Linked DNA regions of Mus musculus: regions 2 and 3 are each linked to region 1. A link is a loop called in an ENCODE intact Hi-C map of the cell type or tissue named here. Cell type or tissue: gastrocnemius. All regions are shown on one strand.

The links. A loop is a pair of places that touch in the nucleus more often than their neighbours do. Peaks named below come from ENCODE experiments on the same cell type or tissue, not always from the same donor. Only the 100,000 strongest peaks of a DNase experiment are listed, where the experiment ranks them.
Region 2: a loop joins it to region 1, with 5 times the contacts of the local background. A loop is called at or near these places in 11 of 42 quality-filtered maps.
Region 3: it touches region 1 in a loop (7-fold over the local background); 19 of 42 quality-filtered maps call a loop at or near these places.

Annotation. Positions count from the first base shown.
Region 1 is chr8:23,592,939-23,600,938 of GRCm38, reverse strand. No RefSeq gene overlaps it. Among named protein-coding and RNA genes, the nearest start is that of Gm30471, 52 kb to the left of the region's middle. In gastrocnemius, no CTCF peak of the experiment used is centred here; a DNase peak (open chromatin) is centred at 4,508.
Region 2 is chr8:24,542,765-24,550,764 of GRCm38, reverse strand. Ido2 (indoleamine 2,3-dioxygenase 2) reads left to right here. Exons shown (of 10, transcript NM_145949.2): 5 at 1,931-1,945; 6 at 3,526-3,625; 7 at 4,141-4,258. Among named protein-coding and RNA genes, the nearest start is that of Ido2, 30 kb to the left of the region's middle. In gastrocnemius, CTCF peaks have their summits at 3,345 (motif pointing left) and 4,318 (motif pointing right); DNase peaks (open chromatin) are centred at 3,345, 4,320, 4,584 and 5,177; H3K4me3 peaks cover 755 bases; H3K27ac peaks cover 937 bases.
Region 3 is chr8:24,382,777-24,390,776 of GRCm38, reverse strand. Gm30633 (a long non-coding RNA gene) reads right to left here. Exons shown (of 3, transcript XR_378810.2): 2 at 3,915-4,105; 3 at 1-2,426. Among named protein-coding and RNA genes, the nearest start is that of Gm30633, 4.6 kb to the right of the region's middle. In gastrocnemius, a CTCF peak has its summit at 4,146 (motif pointing right); a DNase peak (open chromatin) is centred at 4,148; H3K27ac peaks cover 361 bases.

The DNA of each region.
Region 1 (8,000 bases):
CTGAAGTAGCTGACTGGAGTCACAAATCTCTGCCAGCGCCATCTTAAGTCCATTTCCCTTCCTTTGCCCGCGGGAACCGTGAGCTAATGAACCACTAGGAAAGGGTCTTTGAAGTGTTACTTCGATCTGGTCAACCGGTATGTAATTAGATGCTTACATGCAGCCCTGTTCCCTAATATTTGGATTGAGTCTGACATGATTCTTTTTATGCTGGGGAGAAGTCATTAAGAGGAGAGACTGGTAATGTGTAGTCTCTCCTCCCCCAGCCTGAAACTTGCTTGCTCAGGGGTGGAGCTTCCTGCTCATTCATTCTGCCACGCCCACTGCTGGACCCTGCCGCTTTGCTGTTGGTGCCACCACGTGCTCACCTTTCTACTGGACCCCGATTACTTGGCGGGAACCGGGTCCCCTCCCCCTTCCTTCATAACTAGTGTCGCAACAATAAAATTTGAGCTTTGATCAAAATGAATTTGTCTTAGCTCCATTTCTTCTTTCGCCCCATCTAGATTCCTCTCTTACAGCCTTCTCAGTCGAACCGTTCATGTTGCGAGCTGCTGGCGGCCGCAACAGTAATGGATTAACTAACTAACTTGTCAGTCAAGCCTGTGGCTTGCTCCTTCCACAGCATGGGTTCCCAAGAGGACATGACAACACAGACTGTTGTGGGTGTGTCTCCATCTGGGGCTAGACTTGTCCCAAAGTGGCCTGAGGAGTACTGCAAACACCCTATCCCATAATGCATCACTACCTCTGCCCTTCATGGTCCCTTCCTAATCTTACTTTGTCTGGTCCCTAGTATTTACCTGCTCTTCATTCACAAATCAGATGGGGGAAAGCACCTTCCCCTGAATATAGGGACTTTTGTCTACACTCTACACTGCTTACGTCTACCAATATCTCATCTCCCACCTGGGGAATTCTCCCATAGGCCTTCAGTGCTTCAAGGATGAGGGATGTCTTGGTCATGTTACCATGGAGAGTATTAGCAATCAAACTACACAACTTGCAAACAAGCTGCAACCAAGGCATGGCCTCCCTTCCAGAGAAGTCCCTGAGTGACGGGGGCTAACATGGAGGCCCCAGGTGAAAGTACCCCATTCCATAACCTCTTACCTTATGAGAGGAAAATCCCACTAGGAGAAGCCAGGGCCTGAGTAGATGGTAGCAAGGAGAGACTCACCCTGGAAGCTTGGAAGTTTGCTGCCCCAAACTGGCTTTCCCTAAGATATGTTATCTTCTCTCTCATCCTCCTCTTACATTCCAGAACTTCCCTCTTCATCTCCTCTGCCTTCATCCCCAACTACTACAGCAGATATCCCAGTAAATAGCTCTAACTCATGAGCTCACCAGTTGTTCAAGCTTACACAGCCGTGTAGATGCCTGATTCTGTTCTCTCCATCTGACGCCAAAGCCTGAGACTGTGGCAAACGAGACTTCAGAGTCTAACTCAAGAATAATAAGCACTTTGTTAATAAACCAAGACCAATGTTTGGCTGTGATAGTGTTCTTATCCTGATTCTACAGGGGAAGAAATCAAAGCCTAAGTCAGACCAGTGTATGAAGAGGAAACCATGGAGGCTGCCCTCAGACCTTCTTTTCTCTCTCTGTCCCCATCCAAACAGAATACTGGCTTCCAGGGAGCTAGAATGAGGGTCTTAAAGTCCACGCCCTCAAGGACACACTTCCTCCAACAAGGCCACACCTCCTAATAGTGCCACTCCCTGGGCTAAGCATATTCAAACCATCACAAACACCTAAATGTATAATCATCCCACACCCGGATGTCTTGACGCCAGTGTAAGAACGCAGTCATTAACAGGGACAACATCCATACAACTCATGGGAGAGGGAGATGTTGGGCTGATGGAGATGGAGCCCTTACCCCTACGCTCTAGTCTCTTTGGGGTGAGAAGGTTTTCTGCAGGTTACTGAAAGAGAAATGTAGACACCATCCCAGCCTCAAAACCTTTGACCTCCAGTCTGCCAAGCCTGCAAAATATGCTTAGGCCACGGTGGCACAGAACTTGTGGGAGTAGGCCAACCACTGACTGATTTGACTTAAGGCCCACTCCACAAGAGGGAACCCATTCCTTACACTACTTCAGTGGCCGAGAACCAGAGTGAGGTATCCCAGAGATGGAAGGGAAAACCAAACACTACTGGTCTTTAAAAATCAAAAGTGGGGGGCTGGAGAGATGGCTCACTGGTAAAGAGCAATGATTGCTCTTCCTGCGGCCCTGAGTTCAATTCCCAGCAACCACATGGTCACTCACAACCATCTACAGTGGGATCTGATGCCCTCTCTGGTGTGTCTGAAGATACTGACAGTGTACTCATATACATTAAATAAATGCTTTTTTAAAAAAGTCGATAAAATGACTCCTAATGATATTCTGCTATACTCAGAGATCAGTGCCTTATTAGGCATCATGAGAAAGGTTTTCTAGGACATCAGATGGGAAAGAAGCAGAGACCCCCAGCCAGACATTACTAGATGAGAGAGTCTAAGTGGGATGTCTCCAACAAATCCCTCCCCTCAGAGCTCAGGAAATCCCACAGGAAGGGAGGTGGAAAGACTGTACGAGTCAGTAGGGATGAGGACGCCAGGAGAACAAATAATCTATTTTTAATGAAAGGGGAAAATTGGGAATAAAAAAGATCAGTCTACAAGGGATCACACAAATAGACTGGAATCATTCATTTCCCTTAGGAACACGGGACAATGAGACACGCTTGGAACCTGCACGGAAAAACCAAAGAATAGGACGTTTCTGAGAGGTACAGGAGGCGGTTCTGGAACTCTGACCTCATGTGACAAGAAAGGGGCCCAGAGTGTGGTTGTATCCAAGAGCACAGGATTGATCCCTGGCAAACGGCTCGAGGCCCGAGGGCTAGATGCAGAAGTCAGAGTCTGAGGGAGACCTGCCCACCCCCATCCCACCATGTTTCTTCTTTGCAAAGTGGGTAGAAGTTTAGTGCTATGAGGTACTTGTTTGTGTGTGTGTTTGTTTGTTCTTTAAGTGTGCAGAAAGCAAGGAGATGGTTTGCTAGGCAAAAGTCTGGTGGTTGCTGATCTATTTGCCCTCTGAAGTGGGTCTGGTCTGCACCGTGCATGTTTTTCACCAGCCCAAGACCCCTGCCTGGGTAGCAGAAGAGGCCATTGAGCCTGCAAGAGTCACCTTGCAGCCCCCACTAGTAGCGCCTCAAGAGCCAGTAAAAATGGATACTTTAAGATGATACCGGCTTCCTCTATGAACTCCCCAGTACTCGTTTCCCTGGATATAGCTTTTCCAGCAACAGATATAGATGCCAGGGAATGAACTTTGAATACTCGGGTCCAGCCAGCACTTTGAGGAAAGGTGGCATTCTTTAGTATTATTCTGCAGAAATCGTTTTTTAGGGAAAGCCTACAGCAAGCAACATTTGGCTGTTTGATTACTAAGTCAGCTGTGAGCAAGAGGCCCATGTCCCACCCGGAGTCCAAGCCAGCTGTTCTGTTGGTTGCCTCTGCCATGTAGGACTTGGGCAGGGGTGGGGCGGTCCTGAAAATGCTGTCAGCTTCCAGGCAAGGTTCCTCCCCAGCTGCATCTTGCATCTGCCTCCCTTTGGGTGCTTGACTGTGAGTCACTTAGTGACACCTGCTTTCTGCTTGGAGAGACCACGGTGGCCTTCTGAGTCACACAGCTCAAAGTTCAGCAACAGCACTGTGCCTGCCAGGCTCCCTCCAGCGATGGATCACGACCAGGTGATTAGATGCTGGGGGGCGACCAGGGAATGAGAGTGAGGGTCCCAGAATCCCTAGTATGGAGAAGTCTTCCTCCATTGTCTAGTTCTGTGTCATCTCCATACCTGGAGTTGGGTTTATGTACAGAGATTTTTCTTTTCTAGAGTGATTATCTCATTTTTATTCATGTGTGCACATGGTTGTTTGGTTTTGTTAAGCCAATTTTTAAGAACAGTTCTCAGCACCTAAGAGGGGAAGTAGCCAGCCACAAGACTGGGGGAAGCCTCCCCAGTTCCTGAAGGAAGCAGGAGCTTGCGGGTCTGAGTGGGGAGAATCATTCCCCTGCCATTTTAAAGGGAGCGGCAAGAGAAAGCATTGCCTCCCACCAGGACAAATTACCTGAAACAGATACTGAGATCGTATCCACACCACAGTGAAAGAAAGAACTGCATCAAGGGGCGCTGCAGCTGTGGCTATCCACCCAATTGTTCTCCTTATCTCTCCCTCCCATACCCCTCTCTAACTATTCCGATTGATCCATTATGCGCACCCATTGAAATAGTGAAAGCTTTATTTGTTTTGATTTCTTTTTCTAAATTAAAAAAAGAAACTGTAATAAACAAACCTGACCAGTATGTCTGAGCACATATCCCCTCTGACATATTAACAGAGCCAAGTCAACATAAATGACATTTGGCAAGGATTGCTGTGAAACCCTGCTTAAGGCTGCGATGGCCGCGGAAGAGCGCATTTCCCGGGGAAGGTCTGCCACCGTGTGGAAGAGACTGGTGTTGCAGCTGTCTGTCCAAAAATCCCACAGCCCTTTGGGGGACTTCTTCACTAAGGACAAAGGGATTTTCTGAGCCAAAGCCCAGAGGTTAAAGCATAGCATGAAACGCCTCATAATTATTCTCAGCAAGAAGCCAATCCAGTCCCGCTCTCAATCATCTTGGAGCAGCAAGAGATATCAGCAATTAGCACTGATTTGGCTTAAAATGCCGGTCTCAGGCTCATTCCCTCTGAACTAGATAGCGTCTCTCCAGGAAAGACCCATCTACTAGAAGTAAGAAAGTTAATACTCACCTCGAGATATTTTATTTTTCTTTTTTTATTCATTAAAAGATAGCAAGAAAGGGGCAGGTTGGCTGGATTTTTTTTGTCATTACTTGCTTTGGGTATTTTCATGGCTAATAGACCACGGCTGTAATATCTACTTAGGTCCCCTTCTCAATGTACCTGGGGTAGTCAAGTTTGAGAGAGACATTCCTCCCACTGCAGCCATCAATCAGCTCCTTTGAGTCATTCAAATAATCCTATGGACAGAGTCTGCCTAAGAGGTTTGAGACCGGCCAAACACGATGGTCATACAAGACAGCAGAACCCTCCATCCTGGTGGGAAGGGTCTGCTAGTGACAAGGGGGGAATGTTTTAGCCAGAGCCCAGATGGAATGGGTGGCTTATCCACTTCGGAGATAGTACCAGTTCTCCCACACTACAAGGAGCCAGAGTAACAGTTCTAACCTGCCTCAGTAAAGCTGAATTGAAGGAGCTATGACCTTCTTCCTCGTCTCTCCAAGTGCCATGAATTTCCTTTCCCACTACTTAGGCCACCAGAATGAGCGTTCTCTCAACACTTGTCTGTCTCCCTAGTTGGAGTTCCCAGAAGGCTGGAATTGTTCCTTTGTATCTGCGGCCAGGATGGAGCTTGAGGCCAGACAGGGTAGAATACTTGTGGAGGAAGACAGAGAGAAGAGGGAGGTGGGACTTGAGTTAGTAGCCCTTGATGGGTGTTGGTAGGTCCTTAGGTGACAAGCTTTGTAAGTGCCTGTACCTCAGGCCCACATGCAAACAGTCCACTCCATACTATTCAAGGTCACCACTTACAGGTCCCCTCGGCAATCAGCAAGGACTAACACAAGTTATCTTCTCTGCCCTGATCTGTGCTGGCATTAGGTTAGGATGTGGCTCTGGGCTTTTGAATTTCCAACATCACTTCTGTAAAAATTCCAACCTGTACAACCGAAGTTAAAATAGGATATGCCACATACTTCATTTAATCCGCTCTTGTGTGAGGGTCAAGTTTTTCCTTCCTGGTTTTCTTCATGTAAAAACAAAAGGTGCCATTGGTAGGATGCATACCTGACACAAAGAAACAAATGCATGCCCAGGACTGTGTTCATCTCCCCGGGATTTTTGTGCAGAGGATAACAAAATTTATGCAACATTCACATCCTTCTTTGCCTGTTAGCAATATGGTCTGAATCTGACTCACTGTAATTAAGAGCAATCTCTCTCCTTTCTATCCCTGTGGAGACAGGTCCTCTCCATCCTGGTCCAGTCAATCGGTCTCCTCTTGTTGTATGACTTTCCCTGGGGATTATGAACAAATCTCTATTCACCCTAGGTAGGACACCAAAGACAAACCAAAGAGAATGTCACCCAAGTCTAGCTTCCTGAACCAGTGAGTTTACTGGAGTTATTTACTGGAGTGTGGGTGAAAGGCTACTTACAGGATCATGATTATAAAAGCAGTTTCATCACCAGCATGACCCAGCATGAATGATAATCTGTGAAAGCTCTCTATACCACTTGCAGGAAGCTTGACTGTTCATAAAATATCTTCTTTCCAGCAATTGTTACTGCCTGTATATTTGTAGAGTGTGTGTATGTGTGTGCGTGTGTGGGTGTGTAGGTGTGTGGGTGGGTGTGGGTGTGGGTGTACATGTGAACAGACACATTTTGGGTGGTCTTATTAGTCTAGTAAATTTCAGGAACTTCTTGAAACTTGAGAGTTGTTTTACTTCTCAAGTTTAAGGAGCCTCCCTCCAGGATGGGATATTTCACTTTGAGGAGTGTTACATCTTAACAGCTATGGGTGCACATTTTGTTTGTAATATTTTGCCATGACAGATACCAGCTGTGCATAACATCCAGTATCTATTATTTTGAATCCTCAGGAGTAAATATATACTGTTAGAAAACTACCAGAAGCAGATTGCTGGTCCAAAGATGATACATCTACTATTCCATGTGCTGTGTCCAGGGATCCCATCAGAGGCTCTTCAGACTCTGTCACTTGCCGGCACTGCACACAAGAGCCCTACTTTCCCACAGCCTTCCCACAGTGTGCCGGAAGCTTCTGAGGTTTCAGTCAATGGAAATGCCGTGAGAGTGCCATATTGCTTTGGATTCTTCTTTCCATGCGCTGTGCGCTCTTTATCAGGCTATTTACAAGTCATAGGGATGCTGTTTCTGTCCTCTGCCCATTACTTTGTTCTTCTTTTTCCATCAAGTCTCTGACTGTTTATCTCCCTCCTGATTGGGGTAATTAGACCAGCATCTGCAAACGTACTGTAGACGTTTCCTCTCGATTTATCATTAAGGGTTTTGCCGTCAAAATGTTTCCAGACATGTATATGCTTTCCCATTTGCCATCCTCTTGTTTTGCATCTGAGATGCCTCTTATTGTCCATAGAGCATTATGTACCAGTGAAGACGCTCGCCACCCTTCCACGGTTCCCAACCTTCATGGAAAAGCCTGCAGTGTTTTACCGCAGAGCTCTGTATTAGGTCCAAGCATATTTGTGTATAAACTGTATAAATATGTTCTCAATGTTAAACATGTGCCCAGTGATTTACAGCTTATGTTTTCATAAGGAGGCGATACCAGGTTCTGTTGAAGACTGTTATGGCTTTGTATCCTAAATGTTCTCCATAGGCTAGAGGTTTGCTTGCTACTATACAGCGCTATTGGGGATAGTAGAGCATTTGAGAGGTGTGCTGGCTAGTTTTGTGTCAACTTGACACAGCTGGAGTTATCACAGAAAAAGGAGCTTCAGTTGAGGAAATGCCTCCATGAGATCCAGCTGTAAGGCATTTTCTCAATTAGTGACCAAGGGGGAAAGGCCCCTTGTGGGTGGGACCATCTCTGGGCTGGTAGTCCTGGGTTCTATAAGAGAGCAGGCTGAGCAAGCCAGGGGAGGCAAGCTAGTAAAGAACATCCCTCCATGGCCTCTGCATCAGCTCTTGCTTCCTGACCTGCTTGAGTTCCAGTCCTGACTTCCTTTGGTGATGAATAGCAGCATGGAAGTGTAAGCCGAATAAACCCTGTCCTCCCCAACTTGCTTCTTGGTCATGATGTTTGTGCAGGAATAGAAACCCTGACTAAGACAAGAGGTGAGGCCTAAAAGAGGAAGTGAAGTCATTGTAGGTAAATCCCTGAAAGGTATATTAGAACTGGTTACTCCCCCCTCCCCTCTCCCCTCTCCCCTCTCCC
Region 2 (8,000 bases), 950 kb before region 1:
GGAGGGAAAGGATTCCTTCAGTTAGCAGCAGATTGAGAAAAGACTCAGGACTTGAACTGTCTTCGCAGAAAAGACTCAGGGTCTTAGGGCTGTTTTATAGTGAGCTGTGTGCTCCCATTCATTTAATTTAGGGTTCCAATAAAAGGGAATGCACACATTTAAACCTGAGACATTTCTTCTTCCTGGGCTCTCAGGCACACTGGCTTGCTGCTTCCAGTGCCCATCTGGATCTCTTAATCAGACTGTCAGCCTCCAGCTGTAATAATGACACTGGGCTGTTTTTTCTCAGCATGTTCTGTGTTCCATTCAAGTCAGGTTAGGATGGGGTGTCTGGAGGTGATCTCTATGGTTCTGAATAAATGATTTCACGTGGGTGGAATTCTGATTCACACCATCTATTCTGTCTAGTTTACACCATTCCACACTTGTCCCGGGCACAAAAGCATCTGTTTATTGACTTTTCAACAAACAACCAATCCATGGAAACTTCATTTTCACAGTTGAATCTGTCTCAGGCGGTCGACGCAAGGCAGCATTTACTTTTGTTATAAATTAAAACAGCAAACAAGAAGTCCAGGCTGGACATAAAGGGACCTTTCTTGGCATGCTGGTTGTAGGTAGCCATGCAGTGCTGAAAGAGATGGTTGAGATCTGCTGTGGACCCTTTCAAGAGACCCTTCCTTTTAAGAACTGGGGAGGGCTCCTCTTATCTACAGTCTGCTGAGCCTTAGAACTTCATGCTTTCTGGGATGATGATGTCATATGACGATGATGTCATATGATAATGTTACATGATGTCATACGATGTTGATGTTGTATGGTGATGCTATATGATGAATGGTATCATGATGGCATCATATGTTGATGATAAGCTTGTTTGTGACTGGGGACTGAATGAACCTTCACCTGTGAGGCAGGAGCTCCACCCCTGTTTTCTATCCCCAGCCCTCTCTTCAGCGTTTATTTAGATACAGTTTCTCTCACAATGCCAAAGCTGACCTGAAATTCACACTGTAGCATAAGCAGTCCCTGACTTGGTGATCCTTAGACCTCCTCAGCCCCTTGACTATCTGCCACTAACAGCATGCACAACCAGGCCTGACTTGGTCTTTGACCAATTATACAGCAACGAAAAACTGATCTGCATTGAAAGCTACTAAATCTAACTTAGAATTGGAGTAGGTGAGATGATAAATATGTGCGCCTGGACTATTGTGAAGCTGGGTTTGTGATTCAAGGGAAATTGGGAGATGAAGTCTTAAGGGAGGTGACAGGGTTGAAAACAACCCCAGGAAATGAATGTCCCATCAAGTGAGGTACAGCACCCAGAGATGCAAATGCAAGCCTGGAGCTCCCCCACCGTATTTCTTCTGAGCCATCATCTTCCTGAGTCTTTTAAGATGTCTACCCAGGGCTTATTAAGTGCTTTGAAGAAATGAAAGAAATAGAAGCAACACCCCCCCCCACCTCCACCCCCACCACCCAAACAGTTCAGTATTGAGACAAAGTAGCTCTTAACACAAGTCAAAGAACAACATAAACAGTATCTTCAGAACTCCAGGGGGAACAGCAGGGAAAGCATGGTGCCTGACCAGACGCTGATGTAAGGCCACTCCTAACAGGTGGGTAGGATTAGAGTAACTGAAGTGGGGTCTGCACCGAGAGGCAGCTAGAGAGAGGCAAGCAAGAATGTGTACATACACAGACACACGACACGGGCTGTCAAGTGAGATCTGGTTTCTGCTGTCACCCAGTGGCTCACTGTCCATCCTAGGTGGGTCCTGATCCGTACATGTGCCAGGGCATTGCAGATGAGTGTGGGAGCCTGGGTACCCGGGACCTCAAGAATTATATCTGGTTACTAACTAAGTTGTTTTCTTTTTTTTTTTCTTTTTCTCTTTGTTATCACCAATAACTATTATGCGACCAGACCGTTGGAAATCAGGTAAGATGTGCCTTTAGAACCACCCACTGTTACCTTTAAAGGCTTGTGATAAAGCAAGAGGGTGGCATGGTCAGCTGTATGGATGGAATAGCATCAGCTGTCTATGAACTCCTGAAAATTCGAAGTGCATTAAAAAGTCAATAGTCCAAGCAGTAGCTCTGATGGAGGTTAGCTTCTAGGGGTGCAGGGATTAATTTTTCTTAACCACATTTTCCTGTATGTCCATGATTTAAAAAAAAAGTGTAGTGTAAGAAAAGAAACCGTGGCTCTGTGAAAACTGGCAGAGATTTCTTATTTCTGAAGAACATCAGCAAAAGGCCAGAAACAGGCAGGTCACAGTGACAGAAGGGTCCCTTTGTAATCCCTTCTTACCTGATGGGCTGGAGCCCTTGTGAGTAGGTGTGGTCTATAGTCATAGGCTCCACCTTCCCCGGGGAGCAGAGCTAGCAGAGGAGCCAGAGTCACATCCTGCGCTCTCTCTCTCTCTCTCTCTCACACACACACACACACACACACACACACACACACACACACACACCCTCCTCAGCTCTGTGGAGCATACAGGTGGATGGCAAATATTCCCCAGGCTAACACCTCTGCTGGACCGAGGAGATGTGTGACTCACCTCCGCTTTGCTGTTTTGAGGTTTGAGGCTGGGCTTTGCTTATGTTTGAGATGCTGGGGACAACGCAGATGTGTGCAGATACTCATCTGGGTTCTGTATCAGGTCAGATTTGGCTCTGATGGGAAGACAGGACAGCAGCAGGTTGATTAGAAATGACCTCCCTCCTCCTCCTCCTCCTCTTCTTCTTCTTCTTCTTCTTCTTCTTCTTCTTCTTCTTCTTCTTCTTCTTCTTCTTCTTCTTCTTCTTCTTCTTCTTCTTCTTCTTCTTCTTCTTCTTCTTCTTCTTCTTCTTCCACACATTATATTCTATCCACAGTTTCTCCTCCCCTACTCCTCCCAGTCCTCCTCTCACTTCTCCTTTCCCTAGATCTACTCCTACTTTTCCAAAAAAAAAAAAAAAAAAAAGCAAGCCTCCTGGAGCTATCCTCCAAACCTGCCCTGACATAGTTACAAACAGCAGCCCCTCATTTCAAGGCTTGATGAGGCAACCCACTAGGAGGACAAGGATCCAAAGAGCAGGCAAGAGTCAGAGACACTCTTCCACTCCCACTATTCGGAGTTCCACAGGAACACGAAACTACACACAACCACAACATATGAGCAGACGGCGTAGGTCACGCCGATGCAGGTTCTGTGATTGTCACTTCAGTCTCTGTGAGCCCCCATGAGGTCGGCTTGTTTTTGATTCCGTGGGCTGTGTTCTCCTGGCGTTCTCAACCCCTCTGACTACTGTAGTCTGTCCTGCCCCTCTTCTGTAGCGTTCCTGGAGCTCCACCTACTGTTTGGATGTGGTAATGACAGGCTTCCGGCCGCGGTTCTGTGGCAGCAATTCATCCTTGGGTTAGAACTCTAGTCAGGCACGCAGGCACACACCCATAATGGTCATAGTTCTCAGGTCATAGGAATTTGGCTCTAACTGATCTGATTTTCTTCTTTTCTTGGTCTCTTCCTCCAGTAACCTGGAAACCATCATCTCATTTCCGGGGGGAGAGAGCCTGCGGGGCTTCATCCTAGTGACAGTCTTGGTGGAGAAGGCAGCAGTGCCCGGCCTTAAGGTATCTTCTTACTCACCCGGCCCTCTCCCTATGGTGGTTTTCCCCACGTGGACAGACAGAGGCCTCCTCCTCCTAGGGTTGACGATGAAGAGACATATCTGAGTTCTAGCCTGTGGTGTCAGTGCCCTTTTAGCCTGGAGTGAACCGACTTCTCCGTCTACACCCAGGTACCACACGCTGAGTGCAACAGACACCCACTGCGCTAGCTGTTCCACTTCATGGACCTGCAGAAGCTAGAGACTCAGAGGTCAAAAAGAAAAAGACTGTTTTATGGAAAGGCAGATAAAGGCATATCCATGCATATCTGTAGGGATGCCAGAGTAGAAACGACTGTGATATGGGAAACCCAGAAGGAATGAGAAAGCACTTGTGTTGAGGCTCTTGATGTCACAATTTACGCTCCAGAGATATTCCAGTAGTGTGGGCTACTCCGTGGCGATCTGCATCCCGCGGGGGTTTTAATAAAAAAAGTTACTTCGTAGCACCTCAACTGAGAACGTGGATCTTATTCCTAGGCCCTGGTTCAGGGAATGGAGGCCATTCGGCAACACAGTCAGGACACCCTGCTAGAAGCCCTGCAGCAGCTGAGACTCTCCATCCAGGATATCACCAGAGCCTTGGCCCAAATGCATGGTAAGATACTGGAGCAGCGTCTCCAGTGGCCTGGACTTGGGCAGGTCCTACGTGGATGATGGTGGTCCATCTCTCCACAAGATGGCGCTAGTGTTCTATATTTAGCGTAAAGCGTCCCAGTCAGAGAATTGTTTTTTTTTTTTTTTTTCCAGTCGGCAGAAATATTTTTTTTAGAATCGTTCTTTATAGTTTCGTGTGGTTGGGGTAGCTTCCCTTCTCCAGGGTCCAGATACGACTTTGGCATGCTGATCTCTTAACGAAGCCTGGGAGATTGGATGGGCCACAAGGGGGAATGTTGGTTATACAGGTTAGGCTTGCTGGCGGGCAGGGCTGTCCCGTGGGGGCGTCTGTAAGGCCCTCAAGAGTCATTTGCTTTTCCTCTCTGACCATGTTACAAATCCAGAAAGACCCTCATGATCCGCTGAAGGAGGTCCAAGGACCCGGAGAGCTCCCCAATTAGACTCCTTCCAAGCCATCTGATCCTGAGACAAATTTCTCTATGTGATGACTTTTTTTCAAGGTTTTAGAACTAGCTGTATTCACACACGTGGCGAAGGAGAAGGACACGTGTCCACACTTTTCAAAGATGGCAACAGTATCCTCCACACCATCCCATGAAGCCCTTAGTGTGGGCACGCCCTCCTCGCGTCTCCGGATGGAGGATATGTCCTAGCCTCTGAAATACTTGCAGTCAAAATAGGGCACTAGTGAGGACAGTTTAGTCCAGTGTTCAGTGAGTTTTCATCCCCAGTGCTGAGACGCCATGGGAAGGGCAGTGTTCCTGGCACACAAGCAGGCTGACAACAGCCTATCAGACAAGGACACACAGCTAAGGGGCTAAGGGCTGTCCGATGATCCTTACTCAGTGTGGCACTGAGGAGCGGAAACAGGTCGCCACCACCTTGCCTCTATGCAGGCACCTTGCCAGCAGTACAGAGTCAGCAAGGGGAGGCGCTTGCCATACTATAACAGTTACCATAAAAGAGAGATCATGTTTAAAAACAAAATCAAACGCTGGAAGGCATAGGCAGGGGGTCGTGCGTGTCCTTGGCACGGAGTCTGGTCTGCATGGGCTGCTTTTGTGTGTGATTCGGAGAGCGTGGCTGGGTGGATTCCCTCCACTCCCAAACCCCCAACTAGATTTTACCAATAACCAATCACTGTGTTTAGAGCCCAGCTTCAGCAAGCATCCTGGGTTTCCCTCAGGACATCCTTCCTTCCTTCCCAGGCATGTAGGGTCCATAAAAATGCCTTTTGTGGACATCGGAGGCCCACTGCGCTGCAAGCCAAGTCCCCAGGCCTTTGCCCAGCCTAACATAGTTGTACAAATAAGGTTTGTTTAATGCCATTTGCAAGCAAAAATTCTCCACTGAAATATGGTCCCAGGACTGTTCGTTAGCTCTTACGTAAGAAATGATTCAGGAAGAACAGGTTGGAAATATAATCCCCCATACTTTCTTCTGAAGTTTTCATCTTTTATACTTAAGTTCTTAACTCATCTATTATCATCTGCATGTGCTATGAGATAGCAAATGAATTCAATCTCCCTCCTGCAGGTAACGTCCACATGGTCTCTCCTTAGATTTGGTTAAAGGAGCAGGTTTTCTGCAGTGGCCTCTGCTCTTTCCCTTTGGGTGTGTCTCTCTGCTCTGGGTGCCCTTAGTCTCTTCTTCCTTTTCTCTGGAAAGTTCCCTCCCTGGTTTTCTTCTTCAGGGGCCTGGCTGTCTCTCGGGAGCCTTAGCAGGAACCACAAAAAGAAACACAGAAACCAAACCCTCAAATGGGGACTTAGTTCAAGCTGCATTAAGTATGGATTCTGATATTATACGTGCAATTTCTATCACGGAAGGAAAACAGGCCAAGGGACTAGAAGCAGCATAAAATATTAGTCTGCATTTCCTGATGACTTCTTCTAACTCATTTGTCACGGTTGCTGGGTGGTCTTTATCTGTCACATGCTGTCTTGACACAAGGACCCCTCTCTGGTATACACCTTCATTGGCTACCCAGTTTCCCTGTGTGAGAATTCAGCATCTGCATTTTCATGCGCAGGGTTCCTTGAGTTTCTTCCAAAGGAAGGCAGATGCCTAAATTCTGTTTTATCAACAGTTATTTGCATTCTTGTGTGTGGCAAACATATCTTTTTATTTAGTTACTTCTGCGCTGTTTGTTTCTACCTTATAGAATGAAGCAGGTATTTAAACGTTAACTTGGAATCCAGCCCTTTGGTAAACTACATTCTTATTGATTACAGCAGTAATTTACAGGGTTAGCTGGGTTTCTATGCAGAGATCTTGTTGCTGAGACGTATGCTTAGGTTCATCATTAATTATCTTTTTCTTAAAAATAATTTTCCCTCACATAATATATCCTTCCCCTTTTCTCCCCTCAGTTTCTGCCCACCTTCCCTCCCACCCAGATCCACCACCTTCTGTGTTACACTGGAAAACCAACAGGCTTCTAAGGGGTAATAATAAAATAAAGTAAGAGAAAACAAAAACTATCATGTTAAGTTGGACAAGACAAACAAACAGATGGAAAGGAGCCTGGGAAAAGGCACATGCACACACACACACACACACACACACACACACACACACACCAAGAGACAAAAAGTCAGCTGTAAGTGCACATGCATCCACACACTCAGGATACCACAAAACACTAAACCAGAAATCATAGCATATATACAAAGGACCTGTAGGGTAAAAAAAAAAAAAAAAAAAAAAAAAAAAAGTGTGTGTGTGTGTGTGTGTGTGTGTGTGTGTGTGTGATAGAGAGAGAGAGAGAGAGATGGGGGGAGGGAGAGGGAGAGGGAGAGGGGGAGGGAGGAGAAGGAGAGGGAGAGGAAGAGAGGGAGGAGAGGGAGAGAGAGGGAGAGAGGGAGAGGGGGAGGGAGGAGAGGAAGAGAGGGAGAGAGGGAGAGGGAGGAGAGAGAGGGAGAGAGGGAGAGGGGGAGGGAGGAGAAGGAGAGAGAGAGGGAGGAGAGGAGGGAGGGGGAGGGGAGGGGGAGGGGAGGGGGAGGGGAGGGGGAGGGGGAGGGGAGGAGAAACAGACAGAGAGAGACAGACACAGAGATATGAGACAGAGAGACAGATCCTGTCTAGAGCGCTGGCGAGTTTTATGTGAACTCAGCACATATAGATCATCTAAGAGGAGAGCTCCTCAGTGCAGAAGAGGCCCTCATAGGGCAGGGCTGTGCTCAAGCCTGTGGGGCATTTTCTCAATTAGTGATTGATGGGGAGGACCCAGCCCATCGTGAGTGGAGCCACCCCTGGGCTGGTGGTCCAGGTTTCTATAAGAGAGCAGGCTGAGCAACCTATGAGGATCAAGCCAGTAAGCAGCGTCCCTCCACGGTCTCTGCATCAGCTCCTGCCTCCAGGTGCCATCCCTGTTGGCGTTCCTGTCCTGAGTTCCCTTGATTAGGAAGCACGGTGTGGAAGCATACGATGGATAAATGCTTTGTTCCTCAAGTTGCTTGGGTCAGGTTGGTTTTTCACAGTGATAGCAACCGTAACCAAGACAACATGTGAAGTAAAATAAAAGATAAAAATAAGATACACTCTTGAAAATGGAGGGGGTAGGAGTCCCTGTTGTGACATTATGAGAGACTGAACCTCCAAAGACGCCATTTTGTTTGACTTCTGCTGCAGTCTAGTACTGGACATGCAGCCTGCCCTAAGAGGTGGGGACCAGGAGGGGAAGCAGTGATCGGGATGTAAAATGAATGAATGAATGAGTG
Region 3 (8,000 bases), 790 kb before region 1:
TCTATTCTCAGCTGTTGGGATGGTCCTTCCCCATTGTCCCTCAGGGAAGCCATATCCTGCTCCCATCATTAGGAATTTGCTCTTCTGTCAGGAATAATTCTGGGCTTTTAATTCAGTTTCTATGCTCCACACCACTTTCCATCTCTCTCCAGTGTCTTGAGTTCTCTTTCTACTATGTTCGCAGTTTTTATATTGTCAGACAGGACTGCTCTAACATGTGCCAGGCCCTACGTACTGCAAAAGCCAGCACGGAAACAAGCAGGCAGATGTGTGTGGTAGAATCCTAGGGAGAGCTTTCTGAATGTGGGAGCAAAGATATCAAAAACATCAAACTCTCCTTGGATGAAAGTGGGTGTGGTCAGAGAGCCTGGGAAGGCTTAGTGGAAGCCTTCCCATCTAAGCACACACTAATGTGCAAAACTATTCATAAGCAGCAGCAGACAGTAGTGGCAGGCAGTACAGATGTATCTGCAATAAAAACTGGTTAAAAGATCATATCTGGTTTTCCGTTTCCAGTCCTGCTCCTGGAATGGGGACCCTGAGACTGGTTAGTTATTCTTAAATGCCTAGACTATGAGCTTTGGCTCAGTCCCTGCCTAGCTCCTAACTTATTTAACCCATTCCAACTATCCAATGTCTACCATTTGGTTAGTTACATCTCCTTCTATCCCTGTCTGCTTCTTCCTTCCCGTCTCCCTGAGTTCATTTAATTCATTATGCCAGTCTCCTCTCCCTCCCTCCATCTTTCGGGGCTCTCTCACGGAGTCTTTTATCTCTTACTATTTCCCTGAATCCTCTCTCTTCCTGCCAGTGTTGTACCTATTTCCTGCCTCAGCTCATTGGTCACTGGCTTTTATTATTATTGACAGGTGATGTTACAAGAAGTTTTCTCTACAAAACCAACGTAGAAGCCTCTAAAAAGAGTCTATGGTGGGGCTATCTTGGACTCATCAGTAATTTAAATAGTGACACAGAGGCTTAAAGCTTGGGCCTTCTGTTGGGCTACTCTAACCCAACCAATCCTGGCACTGTGTCCTATCACGTGTCCAGCCCCGCCATTCTGTTTGGCTCTGGTCCACGTGGTCACCTCATCGTCAGAGGGCTGAGTCTCCTGCCTCTAATTCTTCTCCCAAAGTCCCTCTCTCTGCCAGAAGGTGAGCCCTTCACTTCCTGCCCAGCTATTGGCCATCAGATCTTTATTACAGTCAATTAGATACAATTCTAGATTGCCTTGAAGAATGAAGAAGGCAAATGAAGAAGGACTAGTTACACAATAGAAAACCTGGTGATGGGCCTTAGGAATGACAGCACCAGAATCCTGCCAGCACTTAGATCTCTGCCGGGACAGAATTAACAATTGAATATACAGAGACACGTCTTTACATAATGTATTCCAACAAGAATCATTATATATAAAATTCAGCCTCCGGGTTGGAAGATTCAAAGAGATTATTCCATATAACCCTAACCCAATTCCTTGTTTTTGAAGCAAACAATATAGATGCAGCCCGTTCCAAAATTGACTGTTGAAAACTTTCTTCAATTTAGATTCTGGGGTTCTAGTTCACAGCGTGGTCAGCTCTTTCTGCAGAAACTCCGGTGTGGCTGAAGGTGAGCTGCATCTGGAACCTTCTGTCTCCATCCCTTGAACCTGGGTAGGGATGGGAAGGCCAGGGATGCTGCACTTGAGACATAATCAGAGGAGCAAATGACCCCTCCAGAGGCTGGCAATCCGAAGGGTGAGGAACATAGGGAAGCCGTCCTCTGCCTCCTGCTGTTGTTTCTCTCTACATCGACTGTAGAACTCTTACAGGGCCCACTCACCATCATTCATAGGTAGAAAACGGAAATTGAAAACCCAGAAAATTCCTTTTATCCCTGAAGAAGCTTAGCACACTTCTGAGCATTCTTTAATTTTATGCCACTTTCCTGAACAAGTATTAATTTTCTCCTTTGGAATGAGACTAATAAATAACGAAACAAGGTGACCTGAACTGGCAAACTTTACCAAAAACCAACTAACCCAAGAACAAGAGAACAGAGGAAGTGAGACATTCCTCCTCCCTCTCTTCTCCTCCTCTTCCTCTGCATCCTGTACAGTTGAGTGGTTGAGCGTCACCTTAGTACTTCTCCATAGGCACCGTCCATTCTGACGTCACTGATCTTGTAATATGGAGACATGCGCCTTGTTGCTCTTGTATTTTCACTGCCTCGTTCTCCCAGGAACACGTTGTGTTCTGGTTTATTCCCGACACAGAAGCACTTTGATTCAGTCAATAAATACAGCAACAGTCCCTGATTGAGAGGCAACAGCTGTGCTGCTGTGTGTTCACCCACGGAGCCATGGGACTTCCACAGTGCCCAGTTAACTCCAATGTTCCAGGATGGCTTCTTCTTTTCTCAACTCTTCGAAACTGCCCTTATCACTGCACAGGAAGACAGATTATGTTGCACAGTTATATAATGCATGCTCATCAACTTTGAAAAGTCCTGATATTTCATAAATAAGGGCTAAATAAAACATCTAGCTGCCTGCCAGCCTATTAACTTTATATTATGCATCAAGCTATTTTTGCATACAATTTGGAAACAAGCTACAAATCATTTGGTTTTTAAGAATGTACAACAGTCTATTCATCGAAATTTTGGAGGCAGGGAATCTAAGCTCAAGCCACCAGCAGCGATGACCACAGGCTTCCCCTTAGGGCCACTTTCCAGGTATTCTCTCAAGGTGGCAAACCCTTGGAGGGCTAGCTCTCAAAGGGGTCACCCCATTCTTTGCACTGGTGCAATTCGGAAGGTGAAGGGGTTCTTTGTAACTACAATCTTCAGTGTTTCCCAAAGGTCTGTGTGTCCAAGGGCTGATTCCCTAGTGGGATGTCAGTAGGAAGTACTGGAAGTTTGTGGAACACTGGCAGATACGTAAAGGAAGAGCAACGTGGGTTAAACACTCCAGCAGCGCAGGCAGATTAACAGACCTTAACACTCAAGAGCACACACTGCAGAGTTTGAGACTGTCTTGGTTTACACTGAGAGACCCTGTCTCAGGAGTCAAAACAAAATAAAGCACATCCCCCTCCAACAATGAAGCAGTCACTGTTTTGATACGGAGTTCCTCTGAGGTGGAATGTGGCTTCTCAGAACCCCCTCTTCCCCACGTTATTTGACAACAATGGGTAGCAATGTGATCAGCCACCTGGTATGAACAGGCAAAGGTCTACCTGCTTGTGAGCTGTAGGCTGAGGACAAAGAGCTTTCGCCAAAGTTACCTTAAAGGCAGAAATTATATATATATGTAAAAAATATGTAATATATACATTTACATATAGTTATGTAATTATATATTCTATAAATTTGTATATATCACAGAATTTAAATTATATAATATTAGTATACAATTATATACAAATATATATTATTCATATATTATTAATTATATAATACATTGACATATATTATATATTGATTTAGGTATAATTATATATAATTTACACATTTAATATATAATATAAATGTGGAGTATATAAAATATAAATATGTTTATATAAAATATAAATATAAAATATATCTTATACAAAATATATAAATGCATAAATATATTATATAAAATACATATTCATATATAGTAAATTTTATACATTTATACATTTATATAATTATATAGACTTTAAAATTTATATATAAATATAAACTATATATATATTTATACATAAGTAACCTTTTTATATTTATATAAAATTATATAGTCATATATAAACATATATTTTAAATACATGTAAATATATAATATACCATATATTAAAGTATATTTATATATACATTTTATATATGACTGTTATATATAAATTTATGTTTATATTAATATATTAATATTTAAATATATAATATGTTAAATACAAAATATATACACTTACATGTATGTTTAAATTAGAGAACAGGATTTGAAGGAGAGAGAAGACATTCTATAAAGGAAGTTCAGCTGCACACATTACCATGCTGAATCACTTTGCTGGCCTCATACCATGGTGTGACTGTTGCTGCTTCTTTGCTGTGTGTTTTGTTTGATCTGATCTTGCTTTGTTTTCCCCCAGTCCTTTAACCTGCCCTGTTGGAAATCAACAGCCCAGTTAGAGCAGTAGAAACCACCAGGGGGCGCTCACATCCAACCGCAAGCCAAGTGGAGCACGAGGCTGGGTTGTGTTTTTTAGAGTTTCTGTCTTAAACCTTTATTTGTAAATCTTTATTTGTCATTCCAAAACTTGGCAAGAATTGCAAGCCCTTGAGTATGGTACTGTCTCCCTTAGCATGTAGAATTTCTCCAACCATTCTCTATTTGATAAAAGAGTTATCACATGGCAGAATGTTGTTTGCTTTGCTCAACATAACCAAAGAATTCAAACTGAACACATTTAGTCTTTGTTTTCAAATTAGAAGACCTCATTTCCTCAAATTGTTATCGAAAGGTTTGGTCAGTCAAGTGATAAATGTCAAATATAATAAGCCACTTTGGTAAGCTCTCTAACCTTTCGCCACCATTGCCATTAAAGGAGTGATGTACGTGACCGGATTGAACTCATTATTAGCAATGTGTAATTCTGCTATCATCGCTTGCAATGAGATGACTTAGATAGCACTTCTGCTTTGAAAGTTATTTGGGAATTGACCCCCGCAATCAATTTCATATATTTGATTTGGAATTTTCTCTATTAGCAGTTGAGCAATAAACTCCAATCAGGAACAAGTGCCAGACAGCAGGCTACAAACACTAACCCAAAGCCGCGGTGAAGATGGTCTGCTTTCTCAATCTCGCACATTTTTCCTTTCCCTCCGCTATTGATTGTACAGCACAGAAGCAATTTAGCTGGCTGTTAAGTAGGCCTAATATATATAAATCCCAACTTGTGCTTCAGGTAAACTAAGGCCCCGAGAGGGAAGAGCAGGTAAGATGCACTGTGGACCTAGGGGCGGGGAATATAGTTCCGTGGTAAAGCGTTTACCCAGTGTGCATGCAGGAGGACTGGGTTCCTTCCTCAATAATGCACACCCCAAAGAAAGACAGAGAAGAAAGGGAGCCATTCCTGCTCATTTATGACACCACCTAACTCAGTCTGGAGCAGAGCCTGCGGCCATTTACCAAGCTCCTGGAGGAAGTCATGGAAGGGAGAGAGGGAAGGGCCATCTCTCCTGCGCCACCCTTTGAAGATTAGAGGGTATCAGATTGAAATTGCCCTAGAGGACAGAGACAAGGTAAGAACAGGGCTTTCAAAGGCTAGATAGACATCATCATCTTGGCAATGGAAGGGCTGGGTTGAAAGACCTGCACAAAGCAGCCACAGCAACCTTAAAATCGGTTGGTGAGGATGGGCATGGCAATTGCTTCAAGAAAATGCTAGTCCATTTTCAGTTATTTCGGCGGATCATCTATCGGGAAGCCTTGCGTTCACCGGTGTTGGAAGAAGAGCATCGCCATCATGCTTTGAACATGTTCTCCAGAGCTCTCTTGAGGACAGATGTATTAGGAGCCAGTTGTATTCCTTCTGTATGTCATCATGGAACACGTCTTACAAACAAACCCTTTTGTATTCTAGTTTTCCTGTGTTCCTTATGTTTGCAGCTCAGCTGGCAGGGACCAGCAGAACCAGAATTAATAGAATCCCACTGGTTAAGAGTGAGCTCATGTTCATAATGGTGTAGAAAGGGAAGGCACAGTAGATTGCGATTTTAAACATTTCGGTAGGCTATATTTTCCCTCTCCTAAATACTAATCATTACAGGATGCCTGCTTTCTCTTTATTGCAAATTCAATTTGTCAAGTTCCAGCGTAAAAATCCAATCTCAGTGATTCATTCCCGCAGTGATACACAGGCCAAAGTTAACAATACTTACTGAGATTTATCCAGTGCCATTTTGGGGCATACTACAATCTCTTATTACCCTCACAGTGCTGGAGGGAAAGATATCTAAGGAACCCTTTTTTGCTGTTTGTTTGCTTTTCTTTTAATTAATATGACCTTGAGAAAGACCCAAACTTTGTCCTCATTTTCTTCAGCCTTAGGATAGAGATTCAAATGGGTTACATACAAAATTTTTCTCAGCTTCCCCCTACATGGGTCTCCTCTTATGAAGTCATTAAGACGATATCAAAACCCTTTGGTTATTCTCATAAACTCATGCATTTAAGCAGAGCCTCATCTCACACCTCTGCACGTCATATTTCTGTCTTGCCATTAAGCTGGGTGGCTTGCTGGTAAAGGCCCCCCTGGGAAACGCTGATCCATCCCCGCGGTCAGTGTTTGAATCGGGAAGTGCCGGGTATTAGGATCTTAAGGACTGTGCATGCCTTCCAGTTTTCTTGTCTTCCTGCAAAACCTTGAACAGAGAGGAGTCCCTCTCTTCACCATGGGAGTTCCCGCAGAGCAGAAGGGGAACTGCTCTTGATATCTTCCACAATTCAGCGTTTCTACAGCCTTGCCCTTGAGAGGTACTGGGAATGTAATGATGAAACTCTTACTATATTGGACTTGAATCGGCTTCCTTGTTTCTCGCTGGGGATGCTTCCATAAGCGGTTGGGGGTAGGGGTGGGGCATCATGAACATCTTCCGATGTGTAATTGGAGCCAGCACAATCAAGATGGTTCAGCTGCTGACTACAGAGGGCAGCAGCACCTGCTTTTAACATTTGCTTGAAAGCGGCTATAACAACCCCAGATTAAGAGGGCCGGTCAGGGACTTAAACTACAGTCCACTTCTAATGTAGTGTAATTAGATGTTAATGTGTCCACACCTTGCCAATTGGGTGGAGAGAATTATACTTGGACACGTTATGTGCTTCTCATTCAAATGGCTACCCTAATCTGTTTTGCTCACTTTGCATGGTTGTGTAACACAAGGCAGAGATCTGGGGCCCCAGCAGGTCAGATACTATTACCGCACTACTCTGTACACATTTGTAGATCATAAACACGGTTCATTAGTTTCTCAAAGACAAGAAAGTTTTCTGGCAGCAGACACTGCTAAAGCCATAAAAATGATGTCATCATTCTTGAAGAACAGACAGCATTTACCGTCAAATTAAATTCTTCATGCACGTGTGCGCGTCTGACAGATGCTCAGGCAGAGCCGAGGTAGAAAGGAGTCCTTCCCTCCCCCACTTAAAGCCCCTTGTCAACACTTTCCCTTAACTGTGATAAATCCTACCCTCTCACCTGAGAAGGTGACACTTCCTGGCCAATAAGCCTGGGAAGTCTCCTGGAACAGGAGGAGAGCTTTCCTGTTTTGTGAGACATTTCCCATAATGACAAGAATGTTGTGGATCAGATTCTGAAAGCCAGCCAGTCATTCTAAGCTCTGTCATCCATGAGGGGGGGTCCAGGCTTCTGTTTGAGAAATCGACCGCCCAGAGGAACCTAACGGGGAGAAGGTGAATTGGGTACCGTTTCAGCCACTAGGCTTCCTCTGGAATTAGGAAAGCCAATGAACAAACACAGGTGTTGACACGGCCAGTTAAGCATCTATGAACAGCCTTCTCTACCATGACCTAGTCACTACCACTGGTAGCCATTACCATTCACCCAAATGCGCTTCTCATTCAAGTGGCTACCCTGATTTGCTTTGCTCACTTTGTGTGGCTGTTTAGCACAAGATAGAGAATAAAAAGTAGAAACAAAGATAAGTGGGATACGGACAGGCTTGTTTGCAACACTGTCCCATTGTCCCAAGGCTTCGACAGGCTTCTCCTGTCACCATCTCCACTGATTTTCCCCTTGGAACATTTGGTTTTTTTTTTTTTTTTTTTTTTTTTTTTTTTTTTTTTTTTTAATAAGACACTACAGAGGAATCCACAGTAAAAGGCATGAGCTCTAATTTAACATTTATCACAGACAATTGGATAGACACAATTAAATGAAACTCTTAATAAAGGCACCTTGTAAAAAACCAGACAAAAGAGACACTTTTCACAGATTTAAGTCACCACAAATATTTGTTCTCACAAACCAGAG